Regions from separate parts of the Mus musculus genome. Here region 2 is linked to region 1. A link is a loop called in an ENCODE intact Hi-C map of the cell type or tissue named here. Cell type or tissue: left cerebral cortex. All regions are shown on one strand. Links, peaks and the distances in the headings refer to the core of each region. The heading gives the core; the rest is flanking DNA.

What was found. A loop is a pair of places that touch in the nucleus more often than their neighbours do. Peaks named below come from ENCODE experiments on the same cell type or tissue, not always from the same donor. Only the 100,000 strongest peaks of a DNase experiment are listed, where the experiment ranks them.
Region 2: it touches region 1 in a loop (2.7-fold over the local background); 6 of 42 quality-filtered maps call a loop at or near these places.

What each region holds. Positions count from the first base shown.
Region 1 is chr6:21,976,552-21,992,601 of GRCm38, reverse strand. It overlaps Cped1 (cadherin-like and PC-esterase domain containing 1), which reads right to left and starts at 6,692. Exons shown (of 22, transcript NM_001081351.1): 1 at 5,543-6,692. The coding sequence starts at 5,791. In left cerebral cortex, for the core only: a CTCF peak has its summit at 7,503 (motif pointing left); DNase peaks (open chromatin) are centred at 6,171, 6,685 and 7,491; H3K4me3 peaks cover 1,927 bases.
Region 2 is chr6:22,089,805-22,105,854 of GRCm38, reverse strand. The region is part of intron 6 of Cped1 (cadherin-like and PC-esterase domain containing 1); the gene reads right to left. Among named protein-coding and RNA genes, the nearest start is that of Cped1, 110 kb to the right of the region's middle. In left cerebral cortex, for the core only: a CTCF peak has its summit at 7,914; DNase peaks (open chromatin) are centred at 6,948, 7,936 and 8,979.

The sequences.
Region 1 (16,050 bases), core at 2,796-10,795:
TGCCCAATACCTAAGGAATTCAGACACCTCATTATGTGCACCTCATCAACATCTAGACCTTATTAGATATCCTGTGTGTGTGTGAGTGCTTGTGCGCACACATGCATGCATGCACGCACACACACACACACACTCATGTATGTGCTCATGGTCACACTAGAACATGTGCCATAAGAGTCTATTAATCTATTTAGTGTCTTTCATATGCATATGTATGTTTTTATGTTTGCTGCACCTTTAAAAATGATCTTCTCCAGTTCCTTCTTGCCTTCTCTCATTTCTTCTAAAGAATAGAATTTATCAGTTTTCTGGCACTCTACTTACCCCGTCTCACAATGGCTTCTATTTCTCTGTCACCCGTGTCATACTCATTGCCCTGCTAGTATCAATAAATATTTATACATTGAATAAAATGGATGAATGTTTCAAAGGGATCAAGGAGAGAAAGAAAAAGAGAAAGGGAGAGATTTTTTTTTCCAGTCAAAGAGTAGGGGTTCGCCTGGTGTGGTGGCACACGCCTTTAATCCCAGCACACTTGGGAGGCAGAGGCAGGCGGATTTCTGAGTTCGAGGCCAGCCTGGTCTACAAAGTGAGTTCCAGGACAGCCAGGGCTATATATAGAAACCCTGTCTCGAAAAACAAAAACAAAACAAAACAAACAAACAAAAAAGAGTAGGGGTTCTCCAAGAGACAATTGCAATTTTTTTAAATTAAAGAAAGCAAAATCAATTGCTGAGAGGTAGAGCCATGGAGATGTGTTCACTAGGTGTTTAGACAGTGAAATGACTACCCCTGCTGTAACAATTGTCATTAGATTTCTGGGCTTCATCTGCCTGCTCATGGATGCCTCTCACACCATTACTGTGGCTATCTGTTTTCCCTGTACCCACCCCCTGACACACCCACCCCTACCCCCACACACCTTCTCCCTCACACACACTGTGGGAGAGAGAGAGAGAGAGAGAGAGAGAGAGAGAGAGAGAGAGAGAGAGAGAGAGAGAGAGAGAACACGAGCATTCTTACTGCCACTCACATTATTTATTCAAAAGAAGGGGCCATTTCAAATGATTTTGTACTGGCAAAATGATACCTATATAGGTCCTGACTACCACTAATGGTTGTCCTGAGAATCTAGTATCTTTGGATAGATACCAACCAATGAAAGACAGAAGAAGATGAAATCAGGGTCTCCTCTGACCTCTAATGTCTGAGATTTAGTAGCTGAAGACAGCTTCTCTGGATGTGACCCCAGAAAGTGCCACAGACTTTTCTACCCATCCCTCTTTCTCCTTTTTTTTTGTCTCCACTTTGGTATTCCTGAGATTGTCAGCACCTAAGAGTTTGTCTAACTTCCTGATGCTCCAAAACTTGGACTAAACAAGCAAACATCAAAACGTCTTCAAATGCTAAGTATGTCGATTATTTTTACACATACGAACAAAACGGTTGGAATATGTTTAATGAGGACATTTGCTTGTTTACGTTGGGATGTGTTGGATCCTGGGGATAGTAAAAGTTGCACAGACCAGTCCTTGAAACCAAGGGGAGAATGAGAAAGATTTGAACAGCAAACAGTCCATCAGCAGTCCAAGGAATAGTAGTTCTCATTGTGTAGTTCCAACAGGAGATAATCAGAAACACATGGCTCTCATGAGTCTAAACACAGTCCCCAAATAGCTGTGTTTCCAATAGAGGAGCATGGGCTAAGGAGATATTACTCATTGTGTCTGTTTATAATTTAATGTTTTTGGTGTTATGCAATGCCAAGGCATCAGCTTCCATGAAAATAGATTTACAAAGGAACCTACCTCAGTGAAGACAACATAACTATTTTATATTTAAATCGGAATAGGTTTAAGTCATAGCAGATTATTAAATAATATTCAAACATCCAGTGCGGAGAGAAAAATTCAGAAGAAATGACAATATTACATCTGCTTAGCAAGGCACATTGGAAAGGACAAATGGAAAAAGGAATTAGATTTGGCCAGAAAGAGGGAGCGTGATTCCGCGTGGAAAGTTGGCAGAGGGAGTCCTGTGATCTCACTGGCAGTGGGAACGGTTTTAATGCTGAATCAAGTCTCAGTGGGAAAGGTGTGGAAGGCAAAGTTACTGTCTTCAAATATTTCTGTCTACAGGAGCCTGTGTTACTGGGTGGATAGAGTATAAAGGGTCTCCTCTAAGAAGGAATTGCAGCCCCAAAGGCCAGGAAACCCTTGCTGCTGCTTCATCAACAACCGACAGCTGTGATTAGAGAAATATTCTGTTATCTGCCACTCTCAATGTTTACCCCAAAGACATCTCTGTTTCCACACGAAGTCAGTTTTTTTGTTTGTTTGTTTTAACATTCTCATTGGGACACTTAATTAAATTTGGTTTTTCATTTTAGGTTTACTTATGCAGACCAAAATTATATACTCAAATTTATACACACAGAAATCCAGACAAATTTATATACACAGTTAGTTAAACATTGAGGCATGCAGCTGGTTAAGCACTTCCAGTGGTCTTGGCGTGTTTTCAGTTCTGAATATCTGATCAAAATCCATTATTTTCCCACAGAGATCTGTAGACACACCTACACACAAGTATTTGCATGAGATTTCTGATGTTTAGAGATCTTTTAAATAACCACACACACTTTTTCTTTGAAATGTGAATAAGCAAGTCCAGTGGTTTTAAGCATCTTTTAAGAGAGTTTATTGTAAAGGAGAGTAAAGATGAGGGATTCTGCTAAGTTGAGTAGTTTGTTCTCTGAGTAAGAGAAATTACAAATTTCAAAATGCACAGATAAAAACAAATCTATAAGATATCCTATCTAAACGCCACTTGTAGGTCTTGAGAAACAACCACCTAGGCAGTGTCTTGCTGGTTATTTCATTAGTGACTTTTTTTATTTTTTAAATTATCTATATAACATTCATAATATATTGATTTGTCTCTCCATGTTAGATATCTGAAAGAGTATTTAATAATTGCAGATAATTATCACTTGATTCCTTTGGGGAGGTATTGGTCTGTAGGATTTGTTTGTTTCTGATTTTGAATAAAGCCTGCATGACAACATCTTTCTACCTGCTGGCAGTGGGTTGCATACATTAAAACCAGAGGTATAGAGCAAATATTTGGAAACACCATTTTTGTAGTGACTGAACTATCATTTTGATTTAGAATCTTGCTTGTGTTTTTAACATTTAAGACTCTGAATCACTTGGAAGCCAAAACCATCATGTGTTTGGTGTTTGGCATTCTTTTGGTTGAAGAAAATTCTAGAGTGAATTTTTTTCTTTTTTTTTTTTAACACCAGCAGCCAATAAGTTTCAGATGTTTTCCAAGAAGCAGGCTTTCTGAAGCTGAAGTGGAATTTTCTGTGCCGGTCTACAAATAACAGTTAACATATGCGTAAGTCACAAACGAGGCAGGACTCAGGAAATGCCTAGTAAGGAAGTAAAGGAAGCTAAAAGTTAAGTAATAAAGCGTTTCCATCTACATTTCCTAGGAAACATTGAAGCATTTAAAGAAAGATGTACCCCACCTACTTCTCAAGGACATCGCTATTACAAACCGCCAAAAGGTGGCTTTAAAATGAAGGAAAAGCAGCTTTGAAATTCAGTGACATCTGTCATAAATTCAAAGCGTTCAAGAAAAATAACAAAAAGAAAAGTTATAGTCTCATAAATTAACCAAAAGTAGACTCTTCCGTGACTTCATAGCATCTAGAGATTGACTCACACCGTGAGTTGAAGCCTCCTTTAAAGATGGCCCTGCCCTTGTCATCTGTCATCGTCCTCTGTCCATGAGTCAACACAATCTTCATAGTTTTGCTAACAAGTGAACGCTCTTCCGTGGCGGTCTTCAAATGCTCACCATCTTAATCTACAGTGACTTGGTGGGGGTTCTTCAAGTTGTGGCTTCAGAAATGATTAGGCCAATGGTCGAGTTCGTTTTTTCTTTAGAGCATATATTGTGGTAGAAACCAAGCAGCCTGATTTCTCTGGGATGCAACAGGGCATCCTGCTAGCCATGTGGATCACTTGAGCATCCTTCAGTGACAGCCAACTTGAGTTTAAGAGAAACCCTACTCGCTTCCTACCTACTTACCTATCTACCTGAGCTATGAGCCTGAAAAACACCACAGTGTCCCCCGAGGTGTCAGTACTGACAACAGCAACCATGCTGCCACCCAAGATAAAATTCTGCTCCAAGTACTATTAAGCAGGCTCAGAAACTCCCCCCAAGTCTACATAGATAAAAGGCACCTCCTGCAGGTCCCAAAGGTATCTTGCCACCCAGTTCGGTGGGTTTTCCATCACGACTTCCCAAATAATTTGTTTTTCACCTCTTTTAGTTTTCTTCTTTATACTTGACAATGAGGGGCCTGCATTTGTCTGGCAGGCATGAACAGAGTGCAGTAGTAAAATGGACATTTTATGTTCCCTGGATTTGTGTTGTACCCTATACTTCACAAGTAAAAATAGTGCAACTATACCCTCGGTATTAATACAGAATGATCTGTTTCCAACTCTTTGCTTTCTTTCTTTGTTTTCCTTCCTTCCTTCCTTTCTTCCTTCCTTTCATTCTTTCTTTTCTTTTCTTTTCTTCCTTCCTTCCTTCCTTTCTTTCTTTCTTTTTTCTTTCTTTTCTTTTCTTTTGCCTTCCTTCCTTCCTTCCTTCCTTCCTTCCTTTATTTTGTATGAAACTGTGTAATATAGCTCAGGCTGGACTTGGGCTTACAATGTAGTTAGCCAGGCTGGCCTTGAACCCCTGGCCCCCTTCTCTGCCTTTCTAGTGCAGGATTATAGGTAGTCCACCACACCAAGCATAAATGCACACTTTAAAAAGAAAAAGCCTCACTACTTGACACAGGCAGGCCCAGAACTCTTCATGTGAAGCAGGCTGGACTGAAGCGTGACATAATTTTACTGCCTCCGCCTCCTGAGTGCTTAGAGTCTAGGTATGGACCCAATACTGGACCAGTGTTCTCCTAATTCTATGAACAATTAAACCCCATGTCAAGTATTTTTAAGAAGCATATGATACTATATTCTTTTAAATTCTTCCGAAATAATTAGTTTGGAAACATAGTCACCAACTCAGAATCAACTTAGCAGGTCTTGACATGGAACTCTGGAGGAATCCTTGAATTTGGGAGTCTTATCATTCATTCTCTTGGATTTAAGAAAGAGATACGGACTTTTTTCTTTCTTTCTTTCTTTCTTTCTTTCTTTCTTTCTTTCTTTCAGATTTTAAAACTGACTTTTGTTTCTGATGTGTAAATCCTCAGCTCTCGTAGACTTCTAACATCTTAAAAGCGATTTTCCCTCACTGCAATGAAGGTAGCCTCTAAAGGATAAAGGGCAGAACTCTTTAAGTAGGTTTAGGAAGTTTGGCAGCTTATGTAATACCTCTCCCAGTCACCGGGTCACTCCGCACTGTTTTCACTCTGGCTCCCATTCGGACCACATGGAAGTTAATTTTAGTTTTGCAGAAAGGAGAGAGAGGCCGACCACAGACGCCCAGGATAAACTCAACTCAGACTTACCTTCCTGGTTTCCTGGGTACTCGCAGAGAGAAGGAAGCATTGTTTGTCCTGCCGGTATCCTTCTTCACATCTGCTAGCCTGAGTTTGAGAGGGTGTGTGTGGGACAGTGCCAGAGACGTCCGCTGCAATCTTCTTAGTCCCTCGGAGTGTCAGGGTCTGGTAAAAGAGACAGATCGCCACCACCAAACCCACCAGGAAAGGTCGGGGGCAAAATCGCCGGCGACAAAGGAACCCGGGTCGACAGACCATGACCAGTCCAGGATCACTTGGCCCCTGGCCACGTTGTCAGTGTGAAAAAAACACACATCTGTCTTCTTTTTACACAATTCCAATCAAGTTCGCCCCATCTCCGCTTGAAAACTTTCCGAAGGTTCATGCCAAAGATTCATAGGACCCAGCGGTCAGAGGTGGTTAATAGCCCTTAAATGAAGGACAGTAAGAAGTGACTGGCCAGATTTTTTTTTAAGATGTCAAAATAAAGATAGTTATAAGAAATCATCCGAATGCATCCCCAGCTACCAAGAGTTCCTTCCGGTAATGCCTTACTTCCACAACATTCTTAAAGTCAGGAGTTCAGCTTGTCTCCTCTTTTGGGGCAAAAAGAAAGCACCGTAAAGCGGGTCTGGAGGCAGAAACCAGCCGAAGACGCAGTCGATTTAACGCGAAGTGCCTGTTGCACAGCTGGGCGCCGGCCAGGTTGTCCTAGCAGTTTCTCATTTTCCCTCCGGTTTTAAAGCCATCCCGCTCCCAGCCTTTTATGTTGTAGAACTGCTGCTTCCTTTCGTTCAGTTTTAAATTGCCACTTTGCTGCTAGCATTCACGGCTTTTAACATAAAAAAGGGGGATAGCAGTTTGGCTGTATGTGGTTACTGTCAGGGCTTTGCTTGCGTTTGGTCTCATTCCGTTTCAAGTTCAAAGTTCTGTGTACTTACTCAGTTTTCATCCTTTTAGCCAGATTTTTTTTTTTTCATGATCCCCTAATGGATTGCTGATCAAAATCACTTGGAAGGAAACACCCAGGCGTAGGACTCCGCTTCATCTCACTCTCACGCACGGACAGACACGCGCAGACTCGCGGAGACACGCGCGTGCCAGCTGCACACAGGGCCGAGAGCCGGAGGACCTGGGCCATCGCTGCCACCCAGGCCGAGCGGGGCGGAGCTAAACTAAGGCTTTTTCTGGCCTTGGGGGCTGTCCGAGCCGCGTTATAAGTTTCTGCCCCAGCAAAGGGTAGGCTACTAATGTGCATGGGAACAGCAGTTGGCACCCATATCCCAACTTGGAACGTGGCTACCTATCCAGACCCGCAGAATTAGAAATATACTTGATCTCTGATCCTCTGTGTCACTGCGTTTTCCTAATACAGAATAACAAATGGCTTCTAGTCAATAGATGCTAAAGGTCGAGGAAGAGATGAAGGCCGACTCTGAGCTAACCGGGAGGCTTATCACTCCAGGGAATTGTGGTCTCGCCTAAGAGGACAAGAGAGTCATCCGGACAGTCTGGACCACTGAAGAGGAAACATTCCGTGTAACTAAAAGTCCCCTCTCCATTCCAACAGAGTCCTTCCGCCGTTATTACCGCTCTGTGGTTCTCCGAGGCAAATAGTCTGATGCCTAGCTCTTCAAATGAACTGACTGTAGTAGGTATTGAAGTTCTAACTTTTGCCCAGGAGAAAGGAGTACCCAGCAGGCTTTTTAATTCCATACCAACCCTCTCACGGGCATCACTTTTGGCTCAGCAGGATGAGGGACCACCGAAGAGAACCTCCAGGTTCTTGCTTTGGCAGCTCTAGGAACGACTAGTTTAAGCTCACGGGGACATTCTTCAAATACCTAGATGGTTTCTATACTTTAGGTCTAACCAAACTTCTTATAGGCAGATGTTCTCCCTTGAGGCCACACCCCTAGAGTAAACCCATTCCAGACTCAGAGATTACACTCTAATATTTTGTGAGAAAGAGCGCCCCCTAGAGGTTCACAGCTACAAAAGATTCAGAAAATGGACATCTCTTGCTAGTAAGAAACTTGAGTCAGCTTGGGATAGATGAGCAGAGAGAGAGGAGGGGGAGGGAGAGGGAGAGACACAGACACAGAGAGAGACAGAGACAGACACAGAGAGAGACAGACACAGAGAGAGACAGAGACAGAGACACAGACAGAGAGACAGAGAAGGAAAAGGAGGAAGAAGAGAAGAGGGACAAAAAAGAAAAGAAAAAAAAACAAAAGAAAAAATAAAAAAGAAAAGAACAGAATAAAAAAACAAAAAAAGAAGAAGAGAAGAGAAAAGGAAAGTTTGCACCTTAAAAACAAATTAATTAGGTCAATATAGAATAAACAATAACTTACCTCAGTCTATTTACATATAGTCTATAAAATGTTTTACTACTATTTAATATATAAATTCAGTCTTCAATACCATGACAAATAAGGGAATGGGAGAAAATTAACCTGGTTTTCACATATAGACATTGAAAGAGCATCACTGCTGCATGCCACAGGTTTTGTGTGGATGTAATATATTTTGAAGGCCAATAGGAATTACTAGACCTCTAAACTGGAATGGTTTCTATGTTAATAAGACCCAGAGTATGGTAAAGCTGTTTACTGGGTGTTATGAGCAGTATAGGTAGTTGTTAATTATTAACCCTAGAATTATGAAAAAAAAATCAAGTTTTGAGGAAGGAAGAATCCTTTTTTTGGAGGGAGGAATTATTAAGTCACTGAGTCAGATTACAGAAGAGTAAATTGGATGCTAACTAGAATTGCCTTTAGGTTGGGAGAAGGGAAACGCAACAGAAGAGAAAAAGTTTACACAACATTGTAGCTTTCTTTTGGCTAAGAGGAAACTAGAAAGGATTCTGATAAGTTGAAGAACTCAATTCCCTATCTTGACTACAGAGTCCAAGGGAGCAGAAGACAGTAGTAATAATATTAGAAATAGTTATAGTATTAGAAAAAGAAGGGGTTAATTAGAAGAAGAACGTGGCAAAGGAAGCACAGCTCCCGGTGGACTGAGACTCCTGGGACCACATCAGATGTTAGAGTCAATCCACTACGGACATAGATCATCACACTCACCACCTCTTACAAGCTGTCCTGAAATAAATGCTTTGGAATATGAAATCTAAGTCCATCATTTGTGAGATCAGAGTCCCCCCTCCGAGTACTGATGGCCCAGGTGAGATGGTCCATGGAAGGCACCTAAGCATCCTGAACAGCTGGCAGGTGGATGAGAGCGGATGCACATCTGTTAGGTGCTAGATCCTCAGGCTCAGTCCGAGCAGAGCTTAGAATGTGGTGAGGTGTCGGACTCGTGAGCAGATCATGGAAATGGTGAGCCACGGGGAACACAAAAGAAGCAGATACAAACTCTGTCCCTAATTGTTCTCTTTCCATTATTCTTTGTGATGAAGGGGAACAGACGGTTTGAGAGGATGGCTTTAGTCATGCCTGACGATCAAATATTGTGTTCTCAAAGTCACAGTTTTGATGGCTAGATAAAGATAGAGATATTGGACATATTAACGCAGCACCCTGCAATGTTTCTATACATGCATGTAGCATGTTATTTACAAGTCAGCCTAAACATATATAATGACTCAATGCTTATCATTTCTTTGGGGTAAAAACATTAAGAATTTTGCCTTTAGGTTCCTCACAAATGGGATCATATGGGCTTTACTTTTTATACTCGTCCTTTCCCACCTAGCATAATGATCTCCAATTCTACCCACATTGTTGGAAATAACAGGATCTCATTCTCTTCTTTTATTGGAATAAAATGATGTAAGCATAGCTCATTGTCTTCACTCACCAGCTGAAGAACACAGTAGTCATTTCTATCCTTGGCTGTTTTAACTAATGCTGTGAACAAGAGTGCGGATGTCCTTTAAACACATTGTCTTGTATCCTTGATTCTGTGCCCAGCAATGGCACTGAGTGACTGATAGTAGTTCTATTTTCAAAGTTTTGACACATCTGCAGCCCTTTTCCCCACTAGCTGTAGTAACTTACATGGTCACCAACACTCCACATTCTTACCGTTCTTGCCATTTTGGCCTTGTACCATGACCATCCTAAATGGGGTGAGGTGGCATCTTGCTATGGTTTTGATTTGTGTCTTCCTGGCATTAGAGAAGCTGATCACTCTTCTAGATGCTAACAAGTGATTTGACCTCTTCTTTTGACAAATGTCTAAATGCAACCATTTTTTTCCCAATGGAATTGTTTTGTTTTTTGCCATTGAGTTCTTTGTCTTCTTTCTATATGAGTTATATTTGAGTGGGAGGCTAGGCAGAGTTAGATTGGAGTCTATACAGGAAACAATAAAGACAGAGACCATATTGGCTCAGTGGTGGGAGTGGGAGGGCATATCTGTAGTACAATTGTGAACCTGGGGTTTTGGCATTGTTTCAAACCAGATGCTTTTGTGATCTAGTTCATAAAGTAACCTTTACACACACACACACACACACACACACACACACACACACACACTTCTTTAAAAGTAGGCATTTAGCAGCATTGTGAGGAGAGAGTGGCAAACATGTACTCTAATATCAATGTTGTACAACATAGAACAATCTTCCACAAAACAAAAACCTTCAGTGTTCTTTCCAACATATAAAATATGATCTTTTTATGACACATATAGCTACTTTTGGTTTTGGTATGCACTTGAGGTACTTGAGTTTGACTCAAATATTCAATGAAGGCTTATTGTTTGGGAATCAAACTCAGAGCCTTGGACATAGTAGGTAAGCATTCTACCACACACCTACCCACAATCCTTGGGTTTTGTTTGTTTTTTGTTTTCTGTTTGGTTGGTTTTGGGGACAAGGCCTCACTATGTGGCCCATGGAGACCAAGAGCTCGCTATGGACCTCTTATTTCAGTTTTCCAATTGCCCAGCTTATGAAAACTGCATTTTAAGGTATTGATTTTTAAAACCATGTGCAGATAAAAATATGTGTAAAAAGATTTCAGTGCTGGACCAGGGATTCTCTGAATTTCAACTTCATCATAAACCAGGGGCACCACGATCAATAGATGGCCTCAAAGGTCACCTGGTGATCCAAAAGTTTTGTTTCTGTAACACCTTTCAATAGGAACAACCTCTCTGATGCAGTCTTCCGAGCCCTGCTGGCTTATGTCAGGGAATAGCTTTTCTCTACAAGAAGGTCCTTGATTGTGATAGTGTAAAATCTGGTTGCAACTACTCACGGTGGTGTCCCACGTCAAATCTTGGGAATGCTGTTAGCAGTAAGTGGTCCGATAAAAATCAGACTGCCTTCTCAGCTCTTATCATTTCTTATGCTGTGCTCTGTCTTGAATTTTCCCAATAAACTCTAAATACGAGTTGGTAGTTTTAAATCATGAGTCATGTATTAATTAAATCTGTTCAAAGGTATCCTAGACACTATGGAAAACAGAAGACATGTGACAGATACTATAAATGACTAGGGTATGACACACCGATAAAACTGGTCCAAGCAGGATGACTTATCAGCTTCAAAATCTTAGTGGTCTAATGTAGTAAAGCTCACATGTCAACTTTCTATTACTTCTCAGTTTCCTTAAGACTTTTGATGACCTCACAGACTCTTAGATATCCACTGAGGGTCTCTACAACTTATTAGCACAAGAGGAACAAGAAAGAACTGGTTATCTCTTAGGAGGAGAGCTTCAGATTAGCATGTCATTGTATTGGCCTGGGCCTGGTGACATGGAAAATGTACCTTATCAATAAGCCAAGGAGGAAAAGGAAATGAGCTGACACACACAGCTGAAGTGAAGATAAGCCATGTGTCCTTGAGAAACAAAATAGGGAATACATATCTTTCAGGAAGTGTTAAGAAAGCTTCGAAATCCCAGGCATTTCTCAACTGGCCCTGAAGAGTCTTAATACTTTCAGCTGCCACTTGGGCAAAATATGAACTTTGTATCCTAATGGGGAACCTTTAAAATAAAGTTGGGAAAGTATTAGCTACAGGTGAAAGATGGCTTTAGTAATTTCCAAATTGAAATTAATTTGGTCTTCATGAACAAACCTTAGGCATCCAAGAAGTTTCTTAATGGACAGATCATAGAAGCCATCAGGATGAGATAAATGTGACAGTGAAGCTATTTTTTTTTAACCAATTTTAATTGTAAACATGTAGAACCAAATCTCCTTGAAATCACCTGCAAAGGTCATGTGATTCTTCTCTGCAGTGCAAAATATATACAAAGTTGAATAGAAAATGTGTGGGCTACCTTCTTCCCTCATCCTTTGCCCCGTAGGAGGCAGCTGCTACACTACTCTAGCATAGACAGAGGCACCTTATTAGGCCTTCTAAACAAAGCTCTGCATGCAGATATTATGATTCTGTTTCAGGGTTAGATCATGTATCCTCTCATGTCAACCGAATGGCTTTCATCCATTGCTCACAAAGTCAGAGAACTGTGTCCATTTAGGCTCATACATGGTTCTGGAAGTGCTGTGGGCATTAGTCAATGAAATCACAAAGTAAGACACTAAAACAAGGCCCTGTTTGTTTGTTTGCTTCAATGTTTAATACAGTCAATATTTGAACATGCTCAGTTTTCTTCCAACTCACCTTGTCTCTCTCCACATAGCCATATGCAGCCACTTTTTGTTCACGCTAAGAATTTCAGTTTAAGAGAACTTTTTAGTATGACCAAGGTCTGAGGACCATGTGAACTGCCTGCCCAGTGTCTGCCCAATTTATACATGGAAATATATGCAGTTCAACTTCTTCATGGTCATGCTGGTCCCTTTTTTTTTTTGACTGTTTGTTTAAATAGGTATATCTTGCAATCTGTACATTTCAAGATGAGAAATCTGTCCTGATAGATTGAGGCCTCTGAAGCAAAATGGTTCTGATTTTAGACCTCCCCTTAGAGTGGCACTTTGCCAGCCACACTTTGCCTTGGCAATTCTTTATTAAGTGACCATTTGGTGCCACTACTTTTAAAAAACCAGTCAACTGCTTAGCTCACAATTTTCAGTTCGTCACTCACTTCCCACAATTGTCTCTTCACCGGTATTTTGAGCTAACTTCCATTGGCACCAAATTTATTTGAATCGCTGTGTGCTGTATTTTATTTCACACTGTGCTAATGGCCCTGTACCTTGTGTAAGCTATCACACTGCTTCACATTGAAAGCTATTTTGCCTGTCTCTGTGCTTTTGCTGTATCTAAGTGTCTACTTGCAAGCGATTGCTTGAAACATTTTCATTGTGGAAACCTACACATCACTCATTCAGATACTCTGTATCAGTCTTACCATTGTTCTCCTAACCATTTCCCATCTTGGTGATATTTGGTTCAGGGAGGGGAGCTTTTAGCAGTTTCTAGAAACACTTTGGTGTCCCAGCTGGCACTGGAATACTTTTGGCACAGATGCTGCTGAGTTTTAGAGCAGAAGCCCACAGTTGCTATGAACTCTATCCTCTAATGAAGATACAATCATTGGCAGAAAAAATGCCAAAAGTGCTGAGGCTGGGGACTTTCAAATTTAAATGAATGAATAGCTGTACAGTTCCTACTTGTGGCTGCCTGAGATTTATTTGTTCTGTACATTGGGATAGTGAGTACATCAGCTTTTTTTTTTTTTTTTTTTTGAGATTTTAACAACTTCATAATTATACAGATCTTTTCCTGCCCAAATGTTAATTATGGACAGAGAGCCTCCCTTAAGCCTTTTAAATGTCATTCTCATTTGAATCCTTTAAATTATACATAGGCTGGGAATGGTGGGATATGTCTTCTGTCTAGGGTATAAACACTCAGGAAGCTGACTCAGGAGGATCAGGGCAAGTTCTCGGTCAGCCTGGGCTACACAGTGAGTACCAGCCTGAACTACAGAAGGGGGCACGGTCTCAAAACACCAGACAAAACCAGTAAGATGTAGTTATTATATACACATTTATCTATGGATGGGGCTGGATAGACAGATGGACGAACAGATAAGGGGGCAAAGAATCACTTGCCTCACTGGGCACACTAGGTGTTGCACTTTCTTTAAGACAAAGGTTTACACACTGGCAAGGAGGCACAATTTGCTCTTAGGAGTATAATAATAGAGAAGATGCTAATACATTTATATGTATTATATGAAAGGATCAAATTACACTTCCAATAGAAATCTCATTTGTCTTTTCTATAGATCTGAGATATAGGATTCTCCAGAAGCTATAGTTCATTTAAAAATGTTATAAAGCAGCTGAGATTTTGCTTTTCTTCCACCCCTCCCTCCTACCTTCCCTCTTTTCCTTTCTCTCCTTTCTTTTTTTAATTACTCAGGCATCTATCCCCATTTTCTGAAAATAAAAGATATTTTGAGACTTTTACAGAATTAAACTTGTCACAAGTTGAAGGGTATAGATTGTCTGGTGGCTCATGAATGCTGGCTGTACTGGCTGGTTTTGTGTGTCAACTTGACACAGCTGGAGTTATCACAGAGAAAGGAGCTTCAGTTGAGGAAATGCCTCCATGAGATCCAACTGTAAGGCATTTTCTCAATTAGTGATCAAGGGGGAAAGGCCCCTTGTGGGTGGGACCATCTCTGGGTTGGTAGTCTTGGTTCTCTAAGAGAGCAGACTGAGCAAGCCAGGGGAAGCAAACCAGTAAAGAACATCCCTCCATGGCCTCTGCATCAGCTCCTGCTTCCTGACCTGCTTGAGTTCCAGTCCTGACTTCCTTAGTGATGAACAGCAGTATGGAAGTGTAAGCCGAATAAACCCTTTCCTCCCCAACTTGCTTCTTGGTCATGATGTTTGTGCAGGAATAGAAACCCTGACTAAGACACTGGCCTTCATTTAGGAAATCCGAATGGGTAAGAGGGCAGCATTCTTGAACAGAATGTGGCTCTTCAGTCGTGTGTCCATGACATCAAGTTCTCTTTGAATTTTGAATCCAAGCCTTAAGATCAATTCACAAGCTTAATTATTTATCAGTAGGACACTGAGCTTCTCTTTAAAACATGTGTAAATGGCAAACAGCTGTAAAGGAAAAGCACTCTGCACAGGTTGGGAACCCAGAACAAGTCCTCTTTATAACCAGTACTCGAACCCAAGGAAATAACTGGTTCCGTTCCAGAGCAACATACAAATGCTTCAAGGACAGAGACATATATTTTGGTAAATTCTAATTGATATACCAGGGAAGTCAAACTAAAAACCACTACCAGCTATTAGCAGATGTCTCATATTTATCCGCAGAGTTACATAAAAGCATTCCTGGCTGAATTATTACATTGCATTTAGCAAGGAAAGCCATTTCCTGTCATTTGGCACCTACTACAATTTGATGTCCCAGTGTTGAGACTGCCTCTGCTGGAGCAACTCTAACAAAGCAAAGGCATTAAGTCACAGCCATTAGTTGTGTGGTTTGTTGCCCCACCACATAACGCTACTGCATTAATAGCTGTGTTTTAAAGGAGCTCATCTTTAAAACTAGCAGGCACACTGCTTCCTAAGCAGTGATTGTTATTTCCTAAGGAAGACAAGTAGACATGTGCAATGGGAATGGGAACACAGCAACAGGGTATGTGTGCTCTCCTCACTTGCTTCCCACATCAGCTCTATGTCCCAGCAAATGGTCAGGTTTTTTAAGCAACAGGAAAAAAAAAAAAAAAAAAAAAAACCAAAACCAAAACAAAAAAACAAAACAAATTATGTTTTCCTCCCGTTTCCTTTGTTAGGATAAAGAAAGTAAAAAAGGAACACTGGGTTAGCCGAAACTAAATTATACGGCTCTGCAGAGGATATTAAGGAACTTATTAAAGCTCTTTCAAATAAGAATTCTAATCATGCTGACACTTGTAAGAATTAACTCTTACAACTCACGAAGCACATGCAACTTACTACTTTAAAACAAGTGATCAGAATGGAGTATAGCTCTCCCTTATCAAACTCAATTAAACATCAAACCTAAGGTCACCTCCTCTTTAAGTCAACATTTCAATAACAGAATCAAATCGTAAGTATTGTTTTAGGTCAAAATCAAAATCTGATTCTAGATTGTTCTCAAAATAAGGAAACTTATAAATCTTGATTTGTAACTCTGATCTGCTGTTTAATAACCGAGGGGACAGCAGGCCACATGGGTCAGTAGGCAAAGATGCTTGCCTGCAACCCTGGTGGCCCCAGTTCAGAACTCCAGAACCCCCCAGACCTCCCAAAGGGTAAAGATCTACCTTAAATGTAACAGCTTGCGGTTCCCAAGCTGTAGGTTGCTGTGAAGACATTCACGTTTTTTAATTGCTATCAGTGATACTTATGGCCATCACGGTTAAGTCACAACAGGTAGCTACCCCCTTCCATTACAAGCTATTCCTTGGTTAGAGCTCTTCTTAAATCGACTGTTGCTCAGCTCTTGATTCCTCTGGACATGGGATCTACTTACTTCAGCCTCACATACTGCAGATCGCTGGTGTTCCTAGAACGCAACTGCTTCGCTTTTAGGATTCAGTTTTGAGTGGTTTATCCTTTGGGCAACT
Region 2 (16,050 bases), core at 4,156-12,155, 110 kb before region 1:
GGGGAGTGGGGGGGTGGGTATGGGGGACTTTTGGTATAGCATTGGAAATGTAAATGAGCTAAATACCTAATAAAAATGGGAAAAAAAACTAAGCTGGAGAATCAATGAAGGAAGACCTCTGATACATGTGCACACGTGAGTTCCCACGTGCATTTATGCAGATGCGCACAAATAAGTGCACAGGCCACAGCTATACCCAACATTCCCATCCCATGTGTCTATAGAGTGTAAAGAAGTCAAAGGGAAACTATCTTCCATATATTTTAGGCATTTAATGCAGATGATCTAGTTTAGATCTTATCAAGTCTCATGGTCAAGCACAGAAGGAAGGAAAATATATTCATTATAAAAAACTATGATGGGCTCTGTGGGCTGAAAAGATGTCTGCGTGGCTAAGGGAGGATGCTGCTTTTGCCGAGGGCCCAAGTTCAGTTCTCAGCCTGCCATGTAGCTCACAACCATCGGTAGCCCCACATCTGATACTTGTGTATCCGCCTGGACATGCATGATCCTGTGCGCGCACACTTGAGTGCACAAACACACACATGCACACCATTTAAAATCAGAAAATTTTAAAAAGAATGCTTCCTACTGGTACAGCAAAGAAAATGATACAGCAGTTAGTCCAAACTTCAGTGCTACCGTGTTAGAGTGTTAAATCCACATTAGCTTTTTGACAATCATCTGATATTTTCATAGGCATCTCTTCAGCCAGTTACAGCTCTCTCACATAAGCAAAATTCAGTATTGTGCACATGCTATTTTAAGTGAGCATCAGTCATAATTTTAAAGTTGACAGTTTTGTATCTGGCAAACGCAATGCTATACAGTGGTAGCTGAGGACTGACTTCTACTCTTTGACAATATATATTGTCTTCCCCATTGCTACTGAATCATATCTATGAAGATGAACTTAAACCACATCTTTCTTCAGTTCATAGAAGACAGGAGTCCTCAGTGGTTGCAGTACAGCCTTTCACCCTTGGTACCCCATAGTGCTTTTTTTATGTGAAAACAAAATAGTAATAGTTAAAAATTTTAAACATTTTTTAAATCCATGAAGTCTAAGGGGATATTCCATTGCCAATCTTGAGACAGAAAGCCAAGGCCTTCTATTCACATATGGTTGCACTATTTACAATTGTAAGTCTTGTGACTTAACTAAACTTTTCTTGTGTGACCCCATTTCACTGTAGTTAGAGCAACAACATAGAACATTTGAAAAGAAGGTCTCAGAGAGAGCTGCTACAGGGGCACTTACTTTACTGAAATGTTTAAAATCAGCTTTGCCATATTGACTTGGTGAGCGTGCAACTTGTGTGAGGAACAAACGTGAGCCAGGCATGCTTGCCTCTGGCTCTGAAAGCTGGCTCAGGACCTCCAGCTGCCAAGGGGTAATTAAGACATTCTATACGCTGGGGATCGGAGCCCTAATCCTAACTGACATTTATTAGCTGGCTCCTCTCCACTGGATCATGTATCTTCCTCTCCTCACCCTTGGAGAAGGTATAAACAACACGCCTCCTCCCAGGTGTGTCAAACGTTCTGGATGGAGCAATTTAAGCGAACAGATTCAGCCCACTATGAAGTGACAACTGTTTTAGAATATTACATTCCTCAAGGGTCAAGGTTTTTGGGTTTCCGTTTTTTTTTTTTTTTTTTTTTTTTTTCTGCTCTCCCTCTGAGCCGTCTCCCCATTTCCTTCCTTAGCTTTCTACTGCTGAAACAAAATACATGAGAAAATTACCTTTAAGGAGGAAAGACTGCTGGGAAGGACATTTGAAATGCAGATAGATAAAATACTTAATTTAAAAAAAAAAAAAAAGGAAGAGAGACTGGCTCATGATATCTGGTTAGAAGTGTACCATAACTGGAAGACAATGCTGGAGTGAATGTGCTTACCTCATGGAACTTGAGGAGTGGCAAGGGGTTGGGGGCTGGGAACAAGAACCGCCCCAAACCCATGCCCTGGATGCTGGATGCCTGTGGGTAGGCTTTCCCTCCCACCATGGAAGAACGCCCCCCCCCCGACATTCTTCCAATGGAGCTGAGATGTCACCCACTCTGAAGTCTACCCAGTTTTGCCCAGGCTGAACACCTCCCTGACACTCTTTCCTGTGTCAGAAATTCTTGAGTTGTCAATGGCATTCTGTCCCGTACTGCAGTTATTTATAAATATGTATTTTTTTCCTGCCTCTGCAGATATCATTTCTTTTATGATTCTTTTTCCACGGTGCCAGAACATATTAGCCATTCTTTGAATGATTCTGGAAAATTAGTATGCGGGATTAACCGTGGGTGGTTTATGGAAAGAATCAATAGTGCTTTCCTTTGAGTTGCTTTTGGCTTCATGATCAAATATAAATATCTCATGCAAGCCTGAAGAACTTGATAGGTGTGTTCCTTGCTCACCGATGCTTATAAGAAAATTGTTTTTTTTTTCTTCTGTTGCTCACATGGTGAAGGTATACAGCCATTAGATGAACAACCTTATCTAATAGTGAAGTCATCAGACAGAATACCTTTTCCCTATTGTCTCATGGTCTCTTGCATCTAATTTAGATGTTTCCTTATTCTCACATTTGTGTTTTAGCCAAGCCTGATGATCAAATGCCCTAATGGGAAAACACAAAAAACTCCTCACTTACTATGACTTCCATAACAGATTACTTACAGTCTGGTGACACGGCATTAAAAAAAAATGCCATGTCTCTTAAGGTTCTTGAAGCTACAAACCTGAAATCAGGGTCTCCTGGGGGCCATGTTTCCTGCTAAGGCTCCAGGAGACAACAATGTACTGCTCTCCCCTGCCAGCCTCTGGTAGTTGTTGACATTCCGTGAAGGACAAAGGTCTAATCTCCTATGCAGTTTTTATGACTTTTTCTCCCTCTCTGTCTCTTCCTCTTCTGTAGCAGTCACCTCTTCTGACTTTGTCCTGTGAGGTCATCTGTCATGGGGTCTGGAGCCAGCTATCAAACCCAGGATTGTCTTAACTGTGGTGGCTTGGATGAGAATGGCCGCCATAGGCGCATAGATTTGAATTCTTGGTCCCTAGTTGGTGAAACTGTTTTGGAAAGGATTTAGAGATGTGGCCGTGCTGAAGGTGTGCCACTGGTGCTGAGGCCTTAAAATCCCATGCCTGTCCTCCCCTCAGCCCTACCTGTAGTTAAAATGTAAGCTCTCAGCTACAGCTACAGCTACAGCACCACATATCCCAGCATGATGGTCAGGGACTCACTCAGATCAAACCCCCCGCCCCCCCCCCCGCCATTAAAGCTTTTCTTTATGAATTACCTTGGTCATAGTGTCCCTTCACAGAAATAGAACAATAATGAAGAAATTAACTTAGTACATCTCCCAAGATACTTTTTCAAATTCATAGACTTTAGGGTTGAAGCATGGATATATCTTTGGAGATTGTGTATGTAGGGACATAGTAAATATTCAACCTGCTATCAAAACCAAAATCTTACAAAGAGCTTGATTTTGAAGGGCTATTCTCCAGCTATTCTTAAGAAGCTGTCAGTGCACTGCTACTAAATCTAAACACCCTGACTATCCTGATGGTTGATGGGAGACACAGAACCAAGTTACCCTCATGACCTTGACACCCTGCAAATAGCCAGATCTGTGAGTGAGGCCAGGCTACACCATCTGGCTGGGCAACCAGCAGCTCTCCCCAGAGACCAGTGGCCAAGCCGCAGTCAAGAGAAGTAGCGAATGTTTGTGAGAGAAAGCTGGTTGTGTGGTGAGTCAGCTTCCACCTCCCACCTTGCCATTCACACTTCCCCACAATGTTTCTTTATTTGTTTTACTAAAATTTTAAGCTAGCATAACAAAGTAGTGAGTTCTATTTAGCCAAGTTTGTAAATACTTTCTCCTTCTTTGTTCTCTTCCCTCGTTATCTCCCTTGGACCTCTTGATCTGTCTACCCCACCTCCCCTGCTTCCCTTCCTCTTCTCAATGTTCTCCCTTTCCATGGCAGAGATATAGCAGCATTCATGTTTACAAGTGCCCTACCCACAATAACTCAGAAACATAACCAGCCTAGATGACTACCAACGGACAAGTGGAAAAGGAATACGTTACAAGTACGCAATAGACTGTTTTCAGGTGTGAAGAAAAATTAAAACATAATACTTTCAGAGAAATGAACAGAATTGGAAATCATTCTAGTAAGAAGCATAAGCCAAATTTAAAAAGACAAAAGCTGTATATTTCCCCTAGATTCTCTTGCTCACCTCAAGACCCAATAGCCTACCTGTCTCCCAGGGGATCTGCCATAATCAGGAACACTGGAGGGGCCCCCACCTCAATACCCACACCAGCTGGGGCCCCCACAGAGACCAGCGGACCTGGGATCCATCCTGCTCTGCATGAATATCATCCTCCTTCCGGTCTGCACCTCCACCTGAACCCAAGATCATCAGACCTGCCCCTGCCCCTACCCCCACCCCACAGCCTACCTGTCTCTCAGGAGGTCTGCCATAACCAGGAACACAAGGGCACAGGGATACAGAAGGTCTGCTCTAACCAGGGACATAGAAGACCTGCCCTAACCAGGGACACAGGAGGATTTCTCTAACCAGGGACAGCATTGCTTGACACCCAGGAAGCCAATTCTAACCCAGGTCAGGCATGCTCCAGTCTGAGACACGCCCAGTTAACACCAGAGATAACCAAAAGGCAAAGTGCAAGAGTATAAGCAACAAAAGCCAATGTAATTTGGCGTCATCAGAACCCAGTTCTTCTACCATAGGAAGCCCTGAATACCATAACACACCTGGAGAGCAAGATTCTGACCTAAAATCCCATCTCATGAAGATGCTAGAGGCCTTTAAGGAGGATGTAAAGAACTCCCTTAAAGAAATTCAGGGAAAGACAGGCAAACCCTCTACCTTTGAGGTAGAAGCCCTCAAAGAAGAAACAAATGAATCTTTTAAAGTTATATGGAAAAATACAATCAAACAGGTGAAGGGATTGAACATAACAGTCAAGACCTAAAAATGGAGATAGAATCAATAAAGAAATCACAAATGGAGGTAACCCTAGAGTTGGAAAACCTAGGAAAGAGGCCAGACACTAGAGATGCAAGCATCACCAACAGAATACAAGAGATGGAAGAGAGAATCTCAGGCACAGAATATACCATAGAAGATATTGACACATTGGTCAATAGATTCTCTCCATCTCTAGATTTCACTGTGTGTTTGGGAGTGTGGCATATGTACTGCCTAGAAAGGGGACCATAAGAGAGAAAGAAGACATCTTGAGAGCAAGGTAATGGAACAACCACTCCTTCATCCCATCTGATGCCTCTTTAGTCTGGTATCTCAGGAAATGCCATCATAGCTTAAATGATGTAGATCATGTCCTCTTCTGTCTGTTCTCTTTCTAATTCTAACACCAATTCTCTTCTCTCTTCTCTTCTCTCCTCTCCTCTCCTCTCCTCTCCTCTCCTCTCCTCTCCTCTCCTCTCCTCTCCTCTCCTCTCCTCTCCTCTCCTCTCCTCTCCTCTCCCCTCCCCTCCCCTCCCCTCCCCTCCCCTCCCCTCCCCTCCCCTCCCCTCCCCTCCCCTCCCCTCCCCTTCTCTTTTCTTCTCTCCTCTTCATCCAGATAGAGTTTCCCTGGCTGTCTTAGAACTTGCTTGGTGGACCAGACTGGCCTTAAACTCTCGGAGATCCCACAGAGATCCATCTACCTCTGCCTCCAGAGTGTGACACTATCAAAGACATGTGCTACTACACCTGGCTAACTTGTTTCCCCCTCCCTCCATTAGACCACCATCTCATCCACTTGCTCTGAGCTCCCATCATCTCATCACACTGGCCTGTAGAAGGTTTCTCTGCCTCTACAACATCCTGCCTAGTCTGCTCTGCGCACAGCAGCAGTGTGGGTATAAACGGTGCAGCCCCTGGGCACTGCCATCTCCCAGAGTGGGGGAGGGGCTGGCCATGTCCCTTGACTATGAGACCTGTGTGACTCGATTCTTTTCTCTGACGCATCCATGTGCACACTTAGTGTTTGCGGTGTTCTGAGAATATGCAAAGTCTCTCCTATCTAGACACCTTGGATTGCCACTTTGCTGGGAATGCTTTATCACAAATCTCAAAAGACACTTGGTTTCAACAGTCTAGATGCTGTTTAGGAAGATCTATTTTTACCTCTCATATACTGAATAACACAATTACTATGTACTCCTTATATGTCTGTTTCATTCTTAGTGCTATCAAAAACTCTGTAATTACATTTATTTGTTTAAATATAAGTATTTTTACATATGTACAAGAATAAACTTAACAAAGAGCAGAAATTCTGTACTAAGTCACTGTAGCCTAGCATCATGTGTAAAATCCCAATAGGGATCTAAAAGGGGATTTATTTTTAATGATTCACTTCACCGATATGAACACTTATTATTTCATGCATCTTTAATCTGTTAGTTGAGGCTGAGACACTTAACTATGGCCATACTGATCATAAAGCTAGTTTTCTACCTTACATCCCTTCCAAGTTCTGTACAAAGAGAGCTTTAGAATTTTTTTTTCTATCCTGCATATCCAATCTTACAGCTTTCAGACTAGTGGTACATTTTTCTCTCTCTTTGGGTAAGACTGCAATCAAATATTTGTTTATTATTCAGTCTGAAAGGAGTCATCACTGGCCTATTCATATTTTAAATCACATTTCTTTTTACCTTTACAGCAAAGTAAGATGAAATGTGTTTCTCTAGCGTAATGTTTTTCTTTTGTGACTTCTGAGTTTAGATAATGACTGGCTCTGTGGCTTGAATACAAAAATCATCCTGGCGACGAACCAGGCAACCAAACACCGGGAGGACCTCATTCACCTTTCACACCCTCCAAATCTACCTGGGAAAAGATTCTAGTAGGAGCTGTGGTAATAGCAATTTCTATAAAAGCATCAGCTTGGAGTAGACCTTCAGAAAGGAGGCAGGCTCCAGTGCCTGGTACTGCTGGATGCTGGAGCACGAGACACCAGGTGTCAGGAAGCTGAGCAGAAGGGAGCATGCTGCAAATGGGTTCACGTGGCAAGGGTACCAGGAATTCCTTCTGCTTGTAGTCTCTTTTTCCAAATTTAAGGGCTTGTTTCACAGAGTTCATAAGAACTGACTGCACGGACTTTGAGGATAGATAAATAGATAGACAGAGAGGGGGGGGGAAGGAAGGAAGGAAGGAAGGAAGGAAGGAAGGAGGGAGGGAAGGAAGAAAGAACCATTGTGTAACACAGAGGGCTAGGGAGGCATGCCTGTCAAGGTGGCTTCTTTCACAAGATGATGCCCATCAAACGTCAAGGAGCAAAACAAGTAAGTATGCCTTTGTGTTGTCATTGGTATAGAATGTAGCTCTGACCATGCGTACCTGAGAGATAGCCCAGCTCTGCCTTGAGTGCTAAGAGAAACAAAAAAGACACACTTAGTTCTGCAACACAGTATTAGCTCATTTCAATAAGCCAATAATGGAATTCAGGTTAGCAGAATCAATGATTTCGCCTAAAACCAAAATGTAGCGCAAAAGAATAGAAGTAGCAGTCTCACATGTTCAGACTAAAAGCCATTACTGGCTCTATAGCAATTTCTGAAAGCTTGTGTGCTACAAAACATTCTTAAATGGGAAAAGAATTTCCAATGATTGACACATTCTGAAACCATCCCCAATAATTTTGTGGCCCAGGCAACTTAAATTGCACTGACGAATTAGCATCATCCAGCATTCATGGATAACAATATGGCCATCCTACTGCAATAACTGCAGACAATTATGGAATAACACCTTTACAATAAATATGTAAGACATAATGGGGAAAAAAAGGCCAAATTTCACTGCCTAAGTATTGGGGACTTTTATTCTTTCTTTATTAAACAGCTCAGACTATTTATGCAGCACCAGAAGAGACCGCTTGGGGGCAATATAGTAATTTTCTTTGCAACCTGTATCTATGCCAGTTTCCTTGGTGACAAAAGATAACTGTATCTTCCAAATGTGAAACCACATTTTAATATATGGAAGGGAAATGGCTGTATTTCATTTTAAGCTTACAATGCATAAATCATACAAGACAAATGCAAGTCAGATATTCTCTTGAAGGGAACAGTAGTCTGGCTTCTTTGAGCAGGCAAAGCCGTTTTCCCTACTTGGCACATTTGGAGGTATTTTATATTTAGGATTTGTTACAGCCTCTGAAACCTATTAGAAAATAAAGGAAATTGTTAATAGAAAAGTTTTTAAAAGGCAAACATGTACCAAGCTTCAAATGTACTAGTGGAAACATATTTTGTTTATGTATGTATGATTTTGTAACAATTAAGAACTAAAGCAACTGGGTAGGGTGGACTTGCATTGTTTTCTGTGTTACTTTGTATTTACCTATCACTTTGTAAAGGAAAAGAAAATGTTTTTCCTAAGACTGAATCTTTTACAAAGTTTGATGGGTGGCATTCCTATTCCAAAGCTGAGTCTAATCATGTACTAAAGGTTTGCTTGCTATTTAAGTGAAGAATAATTAAAAATCTCTTTTCTTAGGGATTTCAAGCCTATTCAACCAAGTAAATTTATCTTTTTGTCTTTTTCATTTGCTTCTTTACTGACACTATCTGATTTTTTTTTAATGTCTCCATCTATTTCCCATCAGCAAATGCTATTTAAAATTAGTACAACAATAGAAGGCTGAGGTCAGCCTGGTTGTCAAAGTGTAGGGATGGATATTTATAAAATTATATGTCTAAACGTTCCAGGTGGCAACATAGAAGTGGGAACGCTCAGGAAGTCTGCAGGCAGCTTTGCCCAGTTCCTGGCTGTGTCACCACTGGAAAATCGCCTTAGTGATTCTTACTCAAAGGAGGGAAGCGAAGAAAGAATTGCAGCTGTTCCAGCTCTGAGCATCTTTCTGGACTAGCCAGTTCTGTTTTTTAAATGTTTGGAGACTGGAAAGAGCAGGGAAGGGATGACGAGAGGTCAACCAAGGCACTAAGTTCTAGGAAGCAGCAGGAATCTTGGGTGAGCTGTGACACAGTATCCTGGCTACAGACACCCCACAATGCACTGCACATTTAAAGAGCAAGAAGATAGATTTTGATCCTAGTATAGTGGCTCACACCTGCCTGCAACTCCCAAACTGGGAAGACGATGTAGAAAACATGCCTCAATTCCAGGCCAGACAGCTACCGATAAGACCCCAACTCAAAGAGCAAAACAAAGTTTTAAAACTGATTTTTGGAAACCCTCAGACTGTTTGCAAAATATGGTCATTTTTATTCTTTAAACATAATATGCTATTCACATACATGTGTGTGCACTTTTCACATTTTTTATGTTGTTCATAAAATGTTGTTTAAAATAAATTTAAGATAACTATTAAAGGCATTATAAGATTTTTCGGAAATTAAAACAGTGTTTACCTTTATGAGGGCCTAGAATGCTGCAGAACTCTGTTTAGATTAGGCCTCTTCTCTGATGACAAGGCTGGTTTATCTCATATAGAAATATGGCCACTTAGGCACAACAGAAATCAGAATGCCGTTTTTATGTTAAGAAGGGGAGAGTTGCCCAGAGCCTCTGGGAAGTCCACAGGCTCCAGTACGGGGGAGCAACACTTGCTATTTGTCCCTTCTCCTGGGTCTTTCTCTCACCCTGCGACCACATTAGCTTAGGCTTGGTATAGAATAAGAGAGCAGAGCAGTTGTGCAGGCATGAGGCCACATACATCCAACGTACTACAAGAGAGTGCCTTTCCCATCTCCTAAATGCCCTGAAGGAGTTTTATCTCACCTGACTTCACACTGAACCCTTGTGTGTTAATTCACTTCCATATTTTCATAAATCACTGACTCTCTAGCATTAAAGGAAGTGATATTTGCTAGCAACAAATAATTCGCAAATTTATTAATTAGGGCTGGGACTCATGGGTTTACATTTCTGTTGTCACTATTCTACATTATGTATGCATTTAACCTTCACACCAAACACTAAAGGCACATATACCTGTTATAGTTTCACTATAGCGTATAATATAATATAATATAATATAATATAATATAATATAATATAACATTGGAAGCCAGTATTGGTTTATTTGCCTGGAGAAGAATTCCACTATGTTTAAGAGGCAGGGCATAGGGATGCAGTCAGGATTAGAGACAGTCATAGTGTAGGGGCCCTATGCTTGTTTGTGGATAACTTGCTTAAACAGGACTGACTAGGCTGCAGAGGGCTCACCATGGTTAAGAGTACTTGTTGCTCTTGCAGAGAGCCAAGTTCAGGTTCCAACACCAATATACTGACTCACAACCATCTGTAGCTCCAGTTTCAGGTGGTCCAATCCTCTCTTCTGGCCTCTATGAGCAATGTGTACATATGGTACACACACACACACACACACACACACACACACACACACACACACACACACAGGCTCTAACCATGTGTTCTGTATCTTAGGACATCCAGCAAGAAGATTATCCCAAAGGTAATTCCTCAATCTTGGTCTAGGTCTCTGAGCCATAATTAATTTTATAACTTACCCAGTCTGCAGTGTTAACAGTAATGGAAAGCACACTAAAATATTATCAGTTCATTATATCTGTCAGTTGATGACATTCATTCTGAACAGATAAGAAGTGGAAATTAATAAAATGCCTATAAATTAATCACATTGGTTTTTTTTTGTGATAGTCAACTTTTAATTCATGTTCTCTCAAATCAGATGTTCTGATGTTAGCATCACTTGTGAGTTTACTTTTCTATTGCTGCAATAAAACACCTCGACCAAGGTAACTTATAGAAGGAGGGATTTATTTGGGTTTACGGCTCCAGAGGTGATGAGTCCATCGCCATAATGGTTGGGAAATGCAATGGCAAAGGCTCACTCCGGATAGAGCAGCAAGCTGAGAGCTGCTGTCTTCAACCACAAACAGGAAGCAGAGAGTGAACTGGGAATGGTCCATGGCTTTCTGAAACTTCAAATTCCAGCATCCCGTACCTCGCCCCAACCCAATCCCACAGCGGCCTGCTTCATCCAGCAGAGCCACACCTCTTAAATCTATCCAAACAGCACCACCAATTAAGGACCAAGTATTCAAATGCCTGAGCAGATGAGGGCCCTGTCCTTCAGGCCACCACACTATCAACAGGTACCATTAATTCAAACGATAGTGCTACCCATAATAACACTCTTTGAGAGTCCATGGACCATTGTGTGGGTTTCTCAGATATAGATTCAGGGCCTGACTTCCTAAAGTTGAGGGTTGTATGATAAAGTTGCCACATTTGACTGAAAAAAAAAAAACAAAAACAAAACAAGCCATGGCTAATGCATCATTTTCTTTCTATTCAGGAGAATAATTTAAGATCAATCTTAAGAATTAATGAGCCTTCAAAATTATCTGACAAATCTTTTGTGGAATGAGGTTGGAAATGAATTAATGGGCAAAATGCTTTTGAGAAAATAAAATTACCATCAAGAGCATCAATTATTTTGAATTCATGCGCTTTAAAATCATGTGCAGTTGTAAACCAATTAGTCTTTTCTACAGCAAACACTCATTTGAAGTAATAATAATAACACTATTGTGAGATGATTAGATAAGTTTTTCATGGTTGTTAGTTATTTTCTTCTTGAGCATCATTCCTATTTGATAATTATCTATGATTTTCACTTATAGAAAACCAGACTTAGCACGAACACATAATGCATTTTAAAGTGAACGCAAGCACGTATTGGCTAAGTAATACATCAACTCATTTTACAAACTCTTGGGAGCAGACTTTTATTCACATTCTTCCTACTGATGACATAAATCTCTCAGGCCCGCTAAAGGGCCAGGTGCCCAGTGAAAGCCTTTTACAAGGTCTGCTCCACAGCCTGCAGTCTCAGACATAAAAATGAATACCAGAGAAGAACACTTGTTATGATTGAAACCATAGTGTAGCTTTATTACTATTTCCAAAGACATTACTCCTTTTCACTCCGGGATTACATTAGCTGTCTCACCTGGCATTATCAAAGCCCCTGCATACATGAGGCTAACCCCAATCCAGTAATTGTGTCCTATTTCCAAATGGAAAAAGAAGTAAGGCGTCTCTGCATCTTTGCTAAGTTCTGGGCTCTCCTCCTTACACACTTTGCAGAGTTCGCTGGTAGTCAAGGGATCTGCAGGTACAAGACATGGACAAAAAGTCCCCCCAAGGTGGAGGGCAGCGATTGCGAGCCAGTGAGTTGTCATAGTTGCTTGCTTTACCTTTGCTTCCCATTGATGACTCCTCCCACTTGAGAAATGTCCATATCCCTCAGATATTCACCTTTTCAATCAAAGTGCCTCATAATCTGGGGGATGGCAGCAATCTATTGCATTTACTGGAAAGTGAATTACCACCCATGTGTCCTTTGCCCATACAATTTATACCTCAGCAAAGCAGAGTGGCTGGCCTTAGAGCAGTCAGGAGTAAAGTAGACTCAAGCAGTTTCTTCACACAATCCAAAAATTCTAAATAAACTTTAATTCAGTTCCACAAAGATGAATGGATCAGAAGATGGTTATATGCGAGGGCTATCTCCTTATAAATTCATACTTGACATCCCATATGTCAAATAAATTTATATCTGGTATCAAATATATGATAGCTGATCAGTGATTTCATGTAGGTTATGCTTCAACTGGACAAAAATAAGACTCTGACAAGCTTCCTGCCTGAGGCACAAATCACCTTACATTACGTTTTCATCAAAACCGCCAACTACAATCACAAGTGTAGAGAATCTTCCAGCCTCATAAAAAAGTTACAGACATCAGAGATTTCTCTCTGCTGAGTGACTCCTGATTTTGTGATTTACAGTGAATAAAGGGATAACTCATGACTTTTTACTCTAAGAACCAAGTCTAAATTTATGACATTTCTCACAGTTCATCTGTGTGATTTGTGTGTGAAGACAGTCGTGGATGCATCTAACTAAAAGTAACAGTTAGAAAGTTCGTGAAAGACTCCACTCAAGTCCCTGGAAGCTTTGAAGGAAGGGAACAAGATAATTTTGAATAAAATATTGCATAATGTTGAAGCTATTCAAAAAATAATAATGCCACAACAGAGACATATCTGATTGTTTAAATTCACATGAGAGGACACCGTGAGCGAATGCTGCATTTGCCATTTTTCTGCGCCCCCTTTCCTTTCTACCCCTTTTGGGGGTGAGCATCCTCTGAATTACTTAACACTTCACTTAAATTTTTAAATATTTTCATCCTAAAGTGACTTTTAAAAGTTCAGTTACTACGTTTTATTATTTCTCAAGTTCGCATGTCTTGATATTTTTTTCATCTGCTCCTGGAGCGTTCACAGATAAGGCATCTCAGCAGCAGGCCTAACTGGAAATAAATGAGCTCTCAGTCTTATCTCTTACCGCTTTTGTATTTAGGTTAGCTGCCAGGATGTCCTATACACTACCATTGGTAACCAGTTTAGTGGGCTTACCTCACTGAATAGGGAATAAATCACTGCTCATCTAACTAAATAATTCTGCCTCTGAATATAGGATTCGTTATATGAGCCTGGGTGCATGCACATGTACACACACACACACATACACACACACACACACACACACATCTTATGAAACTTAAGGACAGAGTATATCAGCATGCTGATATAACATGGTTAGTCTTTGGTGAGTTTGCTTACATTTGTTCTCCACACTGGCATGAAGAGACTTCTGTGTATTTTTACACATCTTAAAATACCAGGAGGAAATAGTATTTTACAGAATAAAAAAACCAATCGGTCAGATGAGTATGACCTTTTGTTGGGAAGCCTAAGTACTTCAGTTGAAGGGTAAATAAACACCCGCCCTTGTTTTCTGAACTCTGTACTGTCAAGCACAAGGTTGACCTAATAAGGAAACAATCACCTCCTGCATGTGAGCCCAGGAAGCTTTCCATCTCCACTTCAGAGCAGATAACGGTATCTTAGGGGTAATCATCAGCAAGGTCTTCTTTTAAAAGATAAATCCGAAGAGCAGAAAGAAACTGACAAGAGGTCTACGAACTGGAGACCAAGCATTCAAACACATGAGCCAATGGAGGCTGGGATGGTTTGTATATGCTCAGCCTGGGGAGTGGCACTATTAGAAGGTGTGGCCTTGCTGGAGTAGGTGTGTCACTGTGGGTGTGGGCTTTAAGACCCTCATCCTAGCTGCCCGGAAGTCAATACTCTTCTAGCAGCCTTCAGATGAAGACATAGAACTCTCAGCTCCTCCTGCACCATGCCTGCCTGGATGCTGCCACGTTCCTTTCTTGATGATAATGGACTGAACTGCTGATCCTGTAAGCCAGTCCTAATTGAATGTTGTTCTAATTGAATATAAGAGTTGCCTTGGTCATGGTATCTGTTCACAGCAGTAAAGCTCTAACTGAGACAGGGGTCATTCTCATTCCAAACAACAATTTCACAATCTTGGATTACATAATGACAGTCACAGTGTGCTTCCTGTCAGGGCTTTCCTGAATCTAAGAATTTGGCGGGGGTGATAAAATTCAGAACTGGCAAAGGACTGGCGTCACATCATCACAGAGAATCAAAGGGGTTCTTTAGGGCTTGGTATTTTCCCTCCTCACCTCTCCTCACACAAACTGGTCTTTCCCTAATACTATCCCAACCAGAATACATAAATCCACAGAAGGGAGCAAAGAGAAGAACGTAGAGAACACACGAAGCACAGACACCTTAGCAAAAAATGTCGCAAGCTGAGTGATACGTGCCACACAGTAGAACTGGACTTAAAATAACCTGATTAACATATCCAAGGGAATAATCAAAGATGAAACACAGTGAAATAGAGAAGAGAAAGCACCCACCCATGGTAACGAGGAGGAAATGCAGTAAGAAATTAATAGAAGTTAGGAACACTTATGGTGTACCAGCATGTGTTATAAGTACAGATTTAGAAGATAAGACTAAAGAACTGTCCTCGAAACAAACTCTTCCTGAAAGCACATGAAGAGACAGATAATAGCTCAGCAGGCAAAGGCACTGGCCACTGAGCCTGAGTTTGATCCCTGCGACCCACTGTAGAGGGAGACAACTAACTCATGAAAGTTGTTCTTTGACCCTCTCAAGTATGGCATGTCCTGTGGGCTCCTACCATTCACACACACACACACACACACACACACACACACACACACACACACACATCATCATCATCATCATCATCATCATCATCGTCGTCGTCATCATCATCATCAAATTTCAGGACCAGCAAAGTGGCCCAGCAGATACAAGTACTGAGAGTCTGAGTCTCATTCCCGGAGCCCATGTAGAGGGAGAAGGGGAGGACCAACTCCTGAAAGTTGTCCTCAGAGCTCTAGCTATGCGTGTTGACAAGGGCACTCTAGAAGTTGATGCAGGAGGATTATAAGTTAGGCTGAGATTCGATCTTGAAATCAATAACTAAATAATAACTATTATGAGAAAACAATAAGCATTGCTGCAGATGTTAAATCCATGGTGACTGCAACATTGCATATATTAAAATTAACTTTCCAGGTTACAGAACATTCGTGCCCTACAATGAAAAATGTCGAACTATGGTTTTGATGAAATAAAAGGAAAAATATACTAAACAACAAGATAGAACAGGAGGAATAATGCCCCAAAGCTGCCTGCACACTCTTACTGAGCTGTGACACTCATCATCTTCCTGCTGGAGTTTGAACACTTGGTTCTCAGACCTTTGACCTCAGGCAAACCACACTCTTGACTTTCCTGGTCTCTGCTTAAGTGTTTGTGGAACTTGTGACTAGTGTAACACGATTTGAAGACTGCGATTCTCGTCTGTCTTTGTTCAACCTCCATTCTTCAGTTAAACCGTATAAAGGTACAAATATTTTTAGGTCACAATGGCTGTAAATTAGCAGCCATGTTTAATTTAGATCAATAGAAAGGAGGGAATGGGGATAGCCGTAGTGTGAGTAGCTACTTCGAAGACTTGCCGAAGACAATTCAGAATAAATCAGGTTGGACTCCACTGTCTCAAGATTCA